Linked DNA regions of Homo sapiens: region 1 is linked to region 2. Evidence: read pairs that join two places in POLR2A ChIA-PET (ENCODE). Cell type or tissue: GM12878. All regions are shown on one strand. Links, peaks and the distances in the headings refer to the core of each region. The heading gives the core; the rest is flanking DNA. Region 1 overlaps PPP2R3A (protein phosphatase 2 regulatory subunit B''alpha). Region 2 overlaps MSL2 (MSL complex subunit 2).

The links. ChIA-PET counts read pairs that join two places held together with the same protein. Peaks named below come from ENCODE experiments on the same cell type or tissue, not always from the same donor. Only the 100,000 strongest peaks of a DNase experiment are listed, where the experiment ranks them.
Region 1: POLR2A ChIA-PET joins it to region 2 with 6 read pairs; 10 of 35 experiments call an interaction of 5 or more read pairs at or near these places.

Annotation. Positions count from the first base shown.
Region 1 is chr3:136,092,981-136,099,915 of GRCh38, reverse strand. The region is part of intron 10 of PPP2R3A (protein phosphatase 2 regulatory subunit B''alpha); the gene reads right to left. Among named protein-coding and RNA genes, the nearest start is that of MSL2, 100 kb to the left of the region's middle. In GM12878, for the core only: no CTCF peak of the experiment used is centred there; no DNase peak of the experiment used is centred there; H3K27me3 peaks cover 121 bases.
Region 2 is chr3:136,189,125-136,193,124 of GRCh38, reverse strand. All of the region lies in intron 1 of MSL2 (MSL complex subunit 2), which reads left to right. Among named protein-coding and RNA genes, the nearest start is that of MSL2, 5.2 kb to the left of the region's middle. RefSeq lists an enhancer at 3,505-4,000. In GM12878, for the core only: no CTCF peak of the experiment used is centred there; a DNase peak (open chromatin) is centred at 2,107; H3K4me3 peaks cover 3,261 bases; H3K27ac peaks cover 992 bases.

The sequences.
Region 1 (6,935 bases), core at 1,141-5,140, 94 kb after region 2:
GAACTGTTATTGAGATCTACATAGCCCAGTAATGGTATAGCTACTAGCCGCATGTGGCCTTTTGAGCATCTGAAATGTGGCTAATCAAATTTGAGATGTTTTCTCAGTGCAAATACAAAACAGATATACAACAAAATTAATTTTACCTATTTTTAAATTTTTCCATTGTGGCTAAATTTTAAAATTACCTATGTGGCCTGTACCATATTTCATTTTCCAGTTATATTAAAATTTTTTTGATCTGTTTCTCCAATTTTCGTATCTTGTCTCTATTTCCTATTGTTTCATCTTTTTTGGGGGAGGGGGTTTCTTTCTGGGAGGGTTACACAGCTTTATCTTCTAAACATTGTTTTTTTATTTCTGCTATTGTAGTTTTGATTACTCAAAGAGCTTTTTGGTTTCCTGAATGTTCCTTTCATAGAAAGTATCATTCTGTTCATGTCCTGTACTCTAATTTCTTCTCATAGTCTCTCTGAGGATATTAATCACTGTGTTTTTTTTCTTGTAATGTTTTATTTTCTCTGAAAGTCTGTTTCATCCAAGTTATCTTTCCCCCTCTATTTGTCTGGCCTTTATCTTTTGTGCAAGAGGCTTTACTCAGGTATCTAGTGATCCTCTGTTCTCTGCTCATATTTGAGAGTAGGTGCTAAAAAGCTGATTGGAGGTTCTGATCTGTGGGTTTGTTGACTCTGGGCTTTACTGTAAAATGAATGGGCTGGTTTTTTTCCTTGGGGATGACCCAGTGTCGAATCTTCAGGTCTTTATTCTTGGGCAGGTCAGTTCCCCAGAAAAGCATTTCAGTTTCTTGCTTGGAGGTTCAGGGCAGGTAGGCAGCATTCTGTTAGCTGAGTGAGGAATGAAGACTGGGCGTCTCAGCATTCAGTATGCATACACTCATTTTATCTGTTTTCAAGATCACATTCACATCTCAACTGTGCCCAATGCTCCCCAGTCCGGAGACCCTCTGTTTTATGTTCTCCAGGGAATAAAGCACCAGTTTTATGCTAGGGTAGAGGACATGACCTGAAGATCAACTGTTCATTTAAACAAACTTTCTATAAACTCTCCTGTTTTGGCTTTACCTTTACCCCACCCCCACTTCCAAGGTTCCTAGTATCCCCAAATCCTGAATGTCTGCAGGTTTTGCTGGGTATATCTGGTTGCTTCTTGGTTTTTCCCTCAGCTGGCTTAGGATTCAGGCAGTCTGCTATGTTTATTTGCTTTCCAGTTTCCAATACTTTGTTATTATTTCTCATTTCCTTTATGAAGCCAACAACATTAATTGGTAATAGGGAACAATGTTTTTCTAAAGAACCACAAATTCATGGCAAAGTAAAACTTTTCAAGAGAAGGTTCTAGGAGACCGCTGTTCAAATTCCCACTTGTAGGCCTGAAACCATATTAAGAACCACACCTTTAATGGTTAAAAGAAAATCTCCTTTGGGGAGAGAAAAGTGAAAATAACTAAGTTGTAACTGTTGACTGTTTTCAAGTAAGTCACATTAAGATCTGTGTGTACCTTTTCTGAGAAAGATATAGTTTACATTATTGCAAAAAATTGAACATGTAATACTTGAAAAGTTTTTTACTATTTGTTTTTGAGATAGGCTCTCATTCTGTTACCCAGGCTGGAGTGCAGTACTGCAATCATGGCTCACTGCAGCCTCAACCTCTTGGGCTCAAGTGAGACTCTTGCCTCAGCCTCCAGACTAGCTGGGACCAGAGGCATGTACCACCACACCTGGCTAATTTTTTAAAAACTTTTTGTAGAGATCAGGTCTTCCTATGTTGCCCAGAGTGGGCAAAGTCTTTTTGAGAAATATATTTTAAAAATTGTACCAACTTGATGTTTAACATTATTATTAAAGAACAAAGGGGGACATTCATTGAACCTAATGAATGTGAGGTAATAGGTTGGCTATGGTGAGGTTCAGTCATATCATATCTACTCTCAGAATATAAAAGGGGCAGAATGCTGCCCCACTGTCAAACTATTCCTGATTGTGGGGAAAACCTTGAAGAGTTACATCTCATAAGCAGAGGGCTGCAATACATGTAATAATATCTGGTTGTTACACTGTTGGGACTTTTTTTTTTAAGTAATAATGGTTTCAGTACAAAAGGGGCAGGGGAGTGGCCTCTGGCCTCTAAGATCTCTTTGTGTCTTGAAATTCCTCATTAATTATCTTAAGAGAACCAAAATCAGGCAAAAGGGAATAAAGTAAATCTTGATTTTGACCAAGGATTTAACAGGACTGAAGTGAAAGACAACTTATTTTACTGTGAAATAGAAACTGAAATAATTTAATTACTTGCATTTTCAATTAAGAACTAAGACAATCTTCTCTTTACAATAAATAAAGCTAAAGCATACCCTTCAGTTCTTTGTTAATAGCCCGTAAGAGAGAAAGAAAGCTAGAATGCAAAGATAGATATACTGCCTGAATATTTGCCAAAAGCACATAACTGCTTTTAAATATCTGAAAGATGTGGTAGATCAAACAGATATAATTCTCTGAATATTGGAGACTATAAGGATCAATGAACGAAAGAGAAAAATGAACAGGCTGCCTCAGTGGATAGTTACTTGTCCCTGAAAAGTTTAGCAGCAGGGGCTGGATGGATAATACATGCAGGACATGTTCAGAGGGTATTTTCTTATTGAAAGTACTGGATACTCTCTAAAGTTTCTTTCATTGCAGATTCTTTTTTTTTTTTTCTTACCAAAGGTAACTGATCTTCTCAGAGCCTAAAAGTATTGACTATTTATTGTAGGAAAATTGGAAAACAGAAAACACAGAAGGAATAACTGACCAGAGAGCACTAGTGTTAGATTTCTGCTATATTTACCACCAATATTTGGTTTTTCAAAGCATAATGATATTAATGACAAATTATATTTCTAATATTGTAGACATAAACAAAATTACATTTTTTGTGTGTGTGTGAGACAAAGTCTCGCTCTGTCACCCAGGCTGGAGTGCAGTGACATGATCGCAGCTCACTGCAACCTTCCTCACCTCCTCCCCAACCCCCGGGTTCAAGCGATTCTTGTGCCTCAGCCTCCCAAGTAGCTGGGACTACAGCCATGAGCTAAGATTACTTCTTGTCCTTTCCTTGGACTGAATGAAATTAAGTGCTGAGCAAGTGATTTCTTACCCCTAATATAAACTCCTGTATGCTACTCAAGAAGAAAGTTACTGGAAACTCCATTATTGCTTAGGCAGTAATTAAATGTATATTCTGTTGCATATTCAATATACATATTTTATTATTTACTACTGTGAAAAGCACTGGCCTAGTGCCCTTAGGCATAACAAAGGTGAATGAAATAGCTCCTGGAGATGATATCTAGCCAGATGACTAAGGTAGAAGCAGAATATGATAAAAACCAGGACAGAGAGATTAAAGGACATACTAAAAGAGGGTTTGCAAGAGTTTGTCCACAGAAAACAATCTACCCAGATTCTTCCCATATCTACCTCTGTTACCAGGCATAGGAAAGACTCTAGATCCTAATTTCGTACGCAGCATTTCACGCAGGATTAATCACACCTTAGTGAATGTATTACTTTTTTTAGGAAATTCATTTTTTCAACCCATGTAATTCATAAGCCAGAAACCCCATTTCTGCAAAGTGGTGCCTGTTCCATTTTCTTAAATAAGAGTTTGATTTTCATTCTATAGACAGTCCCTGACTTATGATGGTTTGACTTAGAATTTTTTGACTTTACAATGGGGTGAAAGCCACATGCACTCATTAGAAACTGCACTTTAAGTACCAATACAATCATTCTGTTTTCACTTTCAGTACAGTATTCAATAAATTATATGAGATACTCAATACTTTATTATAAAGTAGGCTTTGTGCTAGATGATTTTGCCCAAATGTAGGCTAAGATGTGTTCTGAGCATATTTAAGGCTGGCTAGACTAAGGTATAATGTTCAGTAGGTTAGGTGTATTAAATAATTTTTGACTTATATTTTCAAGTGATGCTGAGTTTACCAGGATGTAGCCCTACTGTAAGTGGAGGAGCATCTGTACTGACATTTTTGCCAAAATGGTGGACACTATTTTCTGCTCACACTCTGCTTTAGTAAAGCAATGTGAACCACTGAGAATAACATGCAGGGTACCTAGTAAGTGCCACTAGAAACCAAGGAAACAAGTATCAATGGGCAAAATCAGTAGTTATTTTCTTATATAATTGGCCTAATTTTGATTCTCTTAAGCAACAAGCAATTTCATGACACAAAAAGAACTCTCTTTTAGGGAGTCTACAGCCTACTTGGAAAGAAGGTAGACATGCAAATGAATGGCATCTGGATGACAGGCCATATAGTGGTAGAGTCCAGGTTTGGGAGAGATACAAACCTGAGTCTGAATCCAAGCTAGGACACTTACTAGCTGCACAGTCTCTTAGAGCTTCTGTTTCATCAACTGAAAAATGGGACCACTGACACCTCAACTCATAGTGATATGAGGATTAAATAAGCCATTACATATAAAATACTAGTCACTGGCAAAGAATGGAATCTCAATATGTGAGCTGTTAGGAGAAAGGCAACATGCAAGGTAGAAAAGGAGCACCAAAGGAGGTCTAAGAAAGCTTTTGACTCAAAAAACCTTTGTTGGTAACATTCTATGAGAATCCAGTTATGGATCTCATGATGTGAAAAACTGATCTGAAGAGCTCCACTTCTGCTAATGATTACCTAAGTGGGATCATGCCTTCCACTGAGGAAACTGAGGGGACCTCCCCCCATAGAAAAAAAAAACAGTTCAAAGATGCTGGAGAATTAACAGGGCAGTGAAGAATTATGGTATCCAGATCTAGAAGAAAATCCAGAGAGGGGCACCTAGCATTTGGGACCATCTTTCCCTTGGGGCATCTGCAGATTCTGGAAGAGGGACCTGAAAGTTTGAGGAACTAAGCCTTGACTTACTAGTATTTTGTTACTGATTTTGGGTCTATATTCAAGAGGGATGTCAGTCTGTAGTTTTATTCTCTGGTATGTGTTTGTCTGGTTTTGTTTATAAAATGAGTTGGGAATTATTCCTTCCCTTTCTGTTTTCTGGAAAATGTGGTGCAGAATTCAGTATTATTTCTTCTTCAAATGACTGTAAGAATACAATTAAATTATCAGGGCTGGGAGATTTCTTTTTCAGGAGGTTCTAAACTGTGAATTCAATTTTCTTTAATAGACATCTGACTATTCAGGTTATGTATTTCTTTTTAGGTGAGTTTTATTAATTTGTGACTTTAAAGGAAATTGGTCCATTTCATTGAGGTCACCATATCTGTGTATGTATACGTTATTTGTAGCATTCCTTTATTACTTCGTGAATATCTAATTCCCCTTGAGTCATCCTTTTTAATCCATAGATTATTTAGAAGTGTGTTGTTTAATACCCAAGTGTGTGGAGATTTTCCAGTTGTCTTTCTCATATTGATTTCTACATTAATTCCATTTTGTTTACAGAACATACTTTCTAGTATTCTAAGTCTTTTTTTTAAACAGGCTTACCAAAATATATTTCACATATCATATAATTGTTCCTTTTAAAATGTACAATTCAAGGGTTTTTAACATTCACAGAGTTGTATAACCATCACTACAATTAATATAGGGACACTTTCATCACCTACAAAAAGAGACTCCATACCCATTAGCACTCATTCCTCATTTCACCACAGGCTCTCCACGGATTAGGCATCCATTAACCTATTTCCTGTTTCTATACATTTGTCTATTCTGGACAACTCATATAAATGAATTCATACAGTATGTGGTGTCTTGTGACTGGCATCTTTTACTTTACATAAGGTTTTCAAGATCCAGTCGTGTGTAGTATGTATCAGTATTTCATTTCTCTTTACTGCTGTATAATACTTGGTTATATGAATAGATCACATTTGTTTATCTTGGGCTGATCCCAACTTTTGGCTATTGTGAATGACGCTGCTATGAAAATGGGTGTACAAGTTTTTGTGTGGACATGTTTTCATATATCTTGAGTATATACCTAAGGAGTGGAATTGCTAGGTCATATGATATGTTTAACCATTTGAGGAAATGTCAGACTTTTCTGTAACGGCTGCACCATTTTACATTCCTATTGTAATGTATGAGGGTTCCGATTTTTCCACCTGCTTGGCAGCACCTGTTATTATCTGACTCTTTGATAACTATCCTAGTGTGAAGTGGTATCTCATTGTGGTTTTGATTTGCACTTCTCTGATGACTAATGATGTCAAGCATCTTTTCATGTGCTTATTGGCCATGCATATATCTTCTTTGGAGAAACATCTAATCAGATCCTTTGTCCATTTTTTAAACTGGTCAGTCTATTATTGAGTTGTAAGTGTTGTTTATATGTTCTAGATACAAGTTCCTTATCATATATATCATCTGCAAATATCTTCTTCCATGCTGTGGGTTGTCTTTTTACTTTCTTGATCATATCTTTTGATGCACAAAAGTATTAATTTTTTCTTTTTTTTGAGATGAGGTCTTACTCTGTCACCCAGGTTGGAGTACAGTGACGTGATCTCAACTCACTGCAACCTCTGCCTCCCAGGCTCAAGTGATCCTCCCACCTCAGCCTCCCAAGTAGCTGGGACCACAGGCGCGTGCCGCTGTGCCTGGTTACATTTCGTATTTCTGGTAGAGACGGGGTTTCACCATGTTGCCCAGGCTGGTATTGAATTCCTGAGCTTGGGCAATCCACCTGCCTTGGCCTCCCAAAGTACTGGGAATACTGGCATGAGTCATCACATCCAGCCAAAAATTTAAAATTTTGATGAAGTCCAATTCATTGACTTTTTCTTTTGATACTTATGCTTTTGGTGTCACATCTAAGAAACTGCCTAGCCAAGGTCGTGAAAATTTACTCCTCTATTTTCTTCTGAATTTTTTATAGCATTAGCTC
Region 2 (4,000 bases), core at 1-4,000:
TTTTATTTTTATTTTTTGTCAGTCTTGGCAACACAAGGGGAATTTTTCTGACAGGGCTTTCTTATTTCACATCATCCTATGGAAAAGATCGTGAGTTCTGCTTCTCCCTTATGATTGAGTAGCTGGCATGGTTTCAGTAATAGGGATGTAGGTTCAGGTTTTTTTCCTCCCATCTCTTTGGACGTAAGTCTATGATTATAAAGACATAGAAAAAAAATCAGTTATTTGAATTCAGCCCAGCATTGACATATTTTTGTACCAGGTATGTACTAGACTTTTTTCCTTAGCTGAAAAGCATTAGTGCATTCAAATTCGTGGATGGGCAGTCTTATTTCATGAAGATAATGCATTTGTAAAAATGAAGTTTAATTCTGTTGTAATGCTTAATTAGGGAATTTGTTTCAACACGTCCTGTAGATTTGACCCGCTACTACCTTTTCATCCTTTTATTCAACTGTGGTTTTACATAATTCTCTTTTAACTGGATTGATATTTTTGTCCTTTCAAACATGCTTTTTTATATCTTTTTCTTTTTTTTTTTATCTTTGCTTTCTTAATTTTCTTCTGCCTAAAACACTACTTTTTTCTAAAGGCCTAACTCAACTCCCTGCCTCCTTGGTGAAGTCTTCCTTGCTCACTGCAGCAAAAAGTTACTTCTGGCCAGGTGCCTGTAATCCCAGCACTTTGGGAGGCCAAGGTGGGCGGATCGCTTGAGGTCAGGAGTTGGAGACCAGCCTGGCCAACATAGTGAAACCCCATCTCTACTAAAAATACACAAATTAGCTGGGTGTGGTGGCAGGTGCCTGTAATCCCAGTTACTCAGGAGGCTGAGGCCGATCTCCAGACATTGCTTGAACCTGGGAGGCAGAGGTTGCAGTGAGCCGAGATCGCACCACTGCACTCCAGACTGGGCAACAGAGTGAAACTCCGGCTCAAAAAAATAAAAAAGTTATCTTTCTTGTCTAAACCTTCTGTAAACCTTTGTTCCAGTCATAAGATACTTATATCTCCTTTGAGTGCAGATTTTGTATCAGTCTGATTTTCTTGATACATATAATAAACTTTTTAGGGAAGACATTGTTTTTTCTTTTACAGTTTTGTATTTCTTCTGCTTCACATTCTTTCCTGCCTGGTGACTTACATGTAGGTGTTTATGACAGCCTCAGAGGAAGAGGTGAGGGAGGGAAAAAGCCCTTCAAACTTTGCAATTAGGTTGAAATTTGGCTTTTACTTACTGTGTAGGCACATTGCTTTAACTTTTTGCCAATTGCCTTTATCTTCTTCAAGTTTGTTTCTCTAAATTTGTGTTATGTGTGGGCTTATTTTTAAGCGGTTTGAAAAAACTTTTTATTGAAACAGGATCTTGCTATGTTGCTCAGGTTGGAGTGCAGTGGTGCGATCCTAGCTCACTGCAGCCTTAAACTCCTGGATTCATGCAGTCCTTCCACCTCAGCCTCCTAATTAGCTAGAACTACAGGCATGTACCATCATGCCCAGCTAAAGTTTTTGTAGGGAGAGGGTCTTACCGTGTTGCCCAGGCAGGTCTTGAACTCCTAGGCTCAAACTATCCTTGTGCCTTGGCCTCCCAAAGTGCAGGCATTACAGGTGTAAGCCACTGTGGCTCCTGGCCTGAAAAGACTTTTTTTTTTTTTTTTTTGAGACGGATTCTTGTTCTTTCACCCAGGCTGGAGTGCAGTGGCGCAATCTCGGCTCACTGCAACCTCTACCTCCTGGGTTCAAGTGATTCTCCTGCCTCAGCTTCCCGAGTAGCTTGGGATTACAGACTCACGCCACCACACCCAGCTAATTTTTGTATTTTTTGTAGAGACGGGGTTTCACCATGTTGGCCAGGCTGGTCTTGAACTCCTGACCTTGTGATCCGCCCGCCTTGGCCTTCCAAAGTGCTGGGATTACAGGTGTGAGCCACCGTGCTCAGCCTGAAAAAAGTTTTTGAACCCATGAGAACAAGTCTACAGATTCAGTGTCTGGCACATATTAGGTACTTAATATCCCACCTTTGCACAGTAGACAATGGTGGGTGGAGGTGAGGGAAGAGACTAAACTATCAGGTCAATTATTGTCAAACCTAGATTATTCATTGCAGTTACAGTTTTGTTATTACTGTTCTTTGATATGTTAATTAGCTGATTATCACTGCTTGTTTTTCAATTGCTTTGTATATTTAAACCTTCTGAAGCTTCTAGTGAATGGGATAGCCTTGCTGTAGAGAATTACTGTACTTTCTAGGCCACAGAAACTGACCAAGACAAAAATCACTATGGGTACTATTTTTAAGTGTCGATTTCTCGCTCATGTTCTAAATGTTGGACTTGCTTTATCAGAAAGTAGAATTGTTTTTTTCTTTTGATAAGATGAGACTTGATAAGTTTTGGCCTAAGGATTTTATGTTTTCATTAAACTTGTAACTCTTCAAATGATGTAACAAGTCTGATGTATACAATCAAAAATCCTGTTAGGATTGGAGGGTCATGTTAAATGGAAAAATACTATTCTTGGAGATAACTTGGAAAGTATCATGGTCAAACTCGGGAACATGAATATTTTCCTTTTTTTTTTTTTTTGAGACAATCTTGTTTTGTCACCCAGGCTGGAGTGCAGTGGTGCAGTCATAGTTCACTGCAGCCTCCAACTCCAGTCCTCTGGCATTAGCCTCTAGAGTAGCTAACACTACAGGTGTGCGCCACCACACGTGGTTGGCTAATTTAAAAATTTTTTTTGTAGAGATGTGGCCTTGCTGTGTTGTCTAGATTGGTCTTGAACTCATCTGGCCTGGGTCTCCCAAAATGCTGGGATTACAGGTGTGAGCCCCGGTAGCTGTACTATTTCTTTATTGGTCACCTGTGATGTTCTAGATGCTAAGATAGAAAGATGAATAAGACACATGGCACAGGCCCATATATATTGGTCAGTGTTACTGGGAAGACAAGTAAACCAACAATTATTGGCCAAGTGCTGAGTAGAGGCACTTAAGCTATAACAGACCTCATGTGTCACGATAGAAAAATTAGTAATTTTTTATTTTTGAGACAGGGTCTTGCTATGTTGCCCAGGCTGGAGTGCAGTGGCATGATCTCGGCTTACTGCAACCTTTGTCTCCCGGGTCCAGGTGATCCTCCCACCTCAGCCTCCCAAGTAGCAGGAACTACGAAAGTGCACCCCCGCGCCTGGTTAATATTTGTAGAAAACTTACCAATTAACATTTTGTACATGTAAAGTTTCAGAAATTAACCATGAAAGCGCATTTATTTGTGTAGAGTTTGTTTTTGAATAGCTCTTTGGTCAGAGGTTAAACATTGGTGTTAAAACAGGGTCTATTTTAACAGTTTTTTCTTAGTTTACCTGTTTTCTGATCTGGGAAGAATTCTTTTTTTTTTTTTTTTTTGAGACGGCGTCTCGCTGTCGCCCAGGCTGGAGTGCAGTGGCGCCATCTTGGCTCACTGCAAGCTCCACCTCCCGGGTACACGCCATTCTCCTGCCTCAGCCTCCTGAGTAGCTGGGACTGCAGGCACCCGCCACCTCGCCCGGCTAATTTTTTGTGTTTTTAGTAGACAAGGGGTTTCACTGTGTTAGCCAGGATGGTCTCGATCTCCTGACCTCGTGATCCGCCCGACTCCGCCTCCCAAAGTGCTGAGATTACAGGTGTGAGCCACTGCGCCCAGCCTCTGGGAAGAATTCTTTAGAGCACATTTATCTAGTATGCAGGTAGGAAGAACTGTGTTTAGTTAGTAATTTTCTTGGTAGATACAATTCAGCTATAGATAGCAGATCTATTTTCTTAACTTTTTTTTTTTTTTTTAATTTTCTCGAGACAGGGTCTTGTTCTGTTGCCTAGGCTGGAATGTGGTGGCATGATCACGGCTCAGTGCAGCTCAACCTCTTGGGCTTAAGCTGTCCTCCCACCTCAGCCTTTCAATTAGTTGGGACTGTAGGCGTGCGGTACCATGCTCGCCTTATTTTTGTGTGTGTGTTTTTTTTTTTT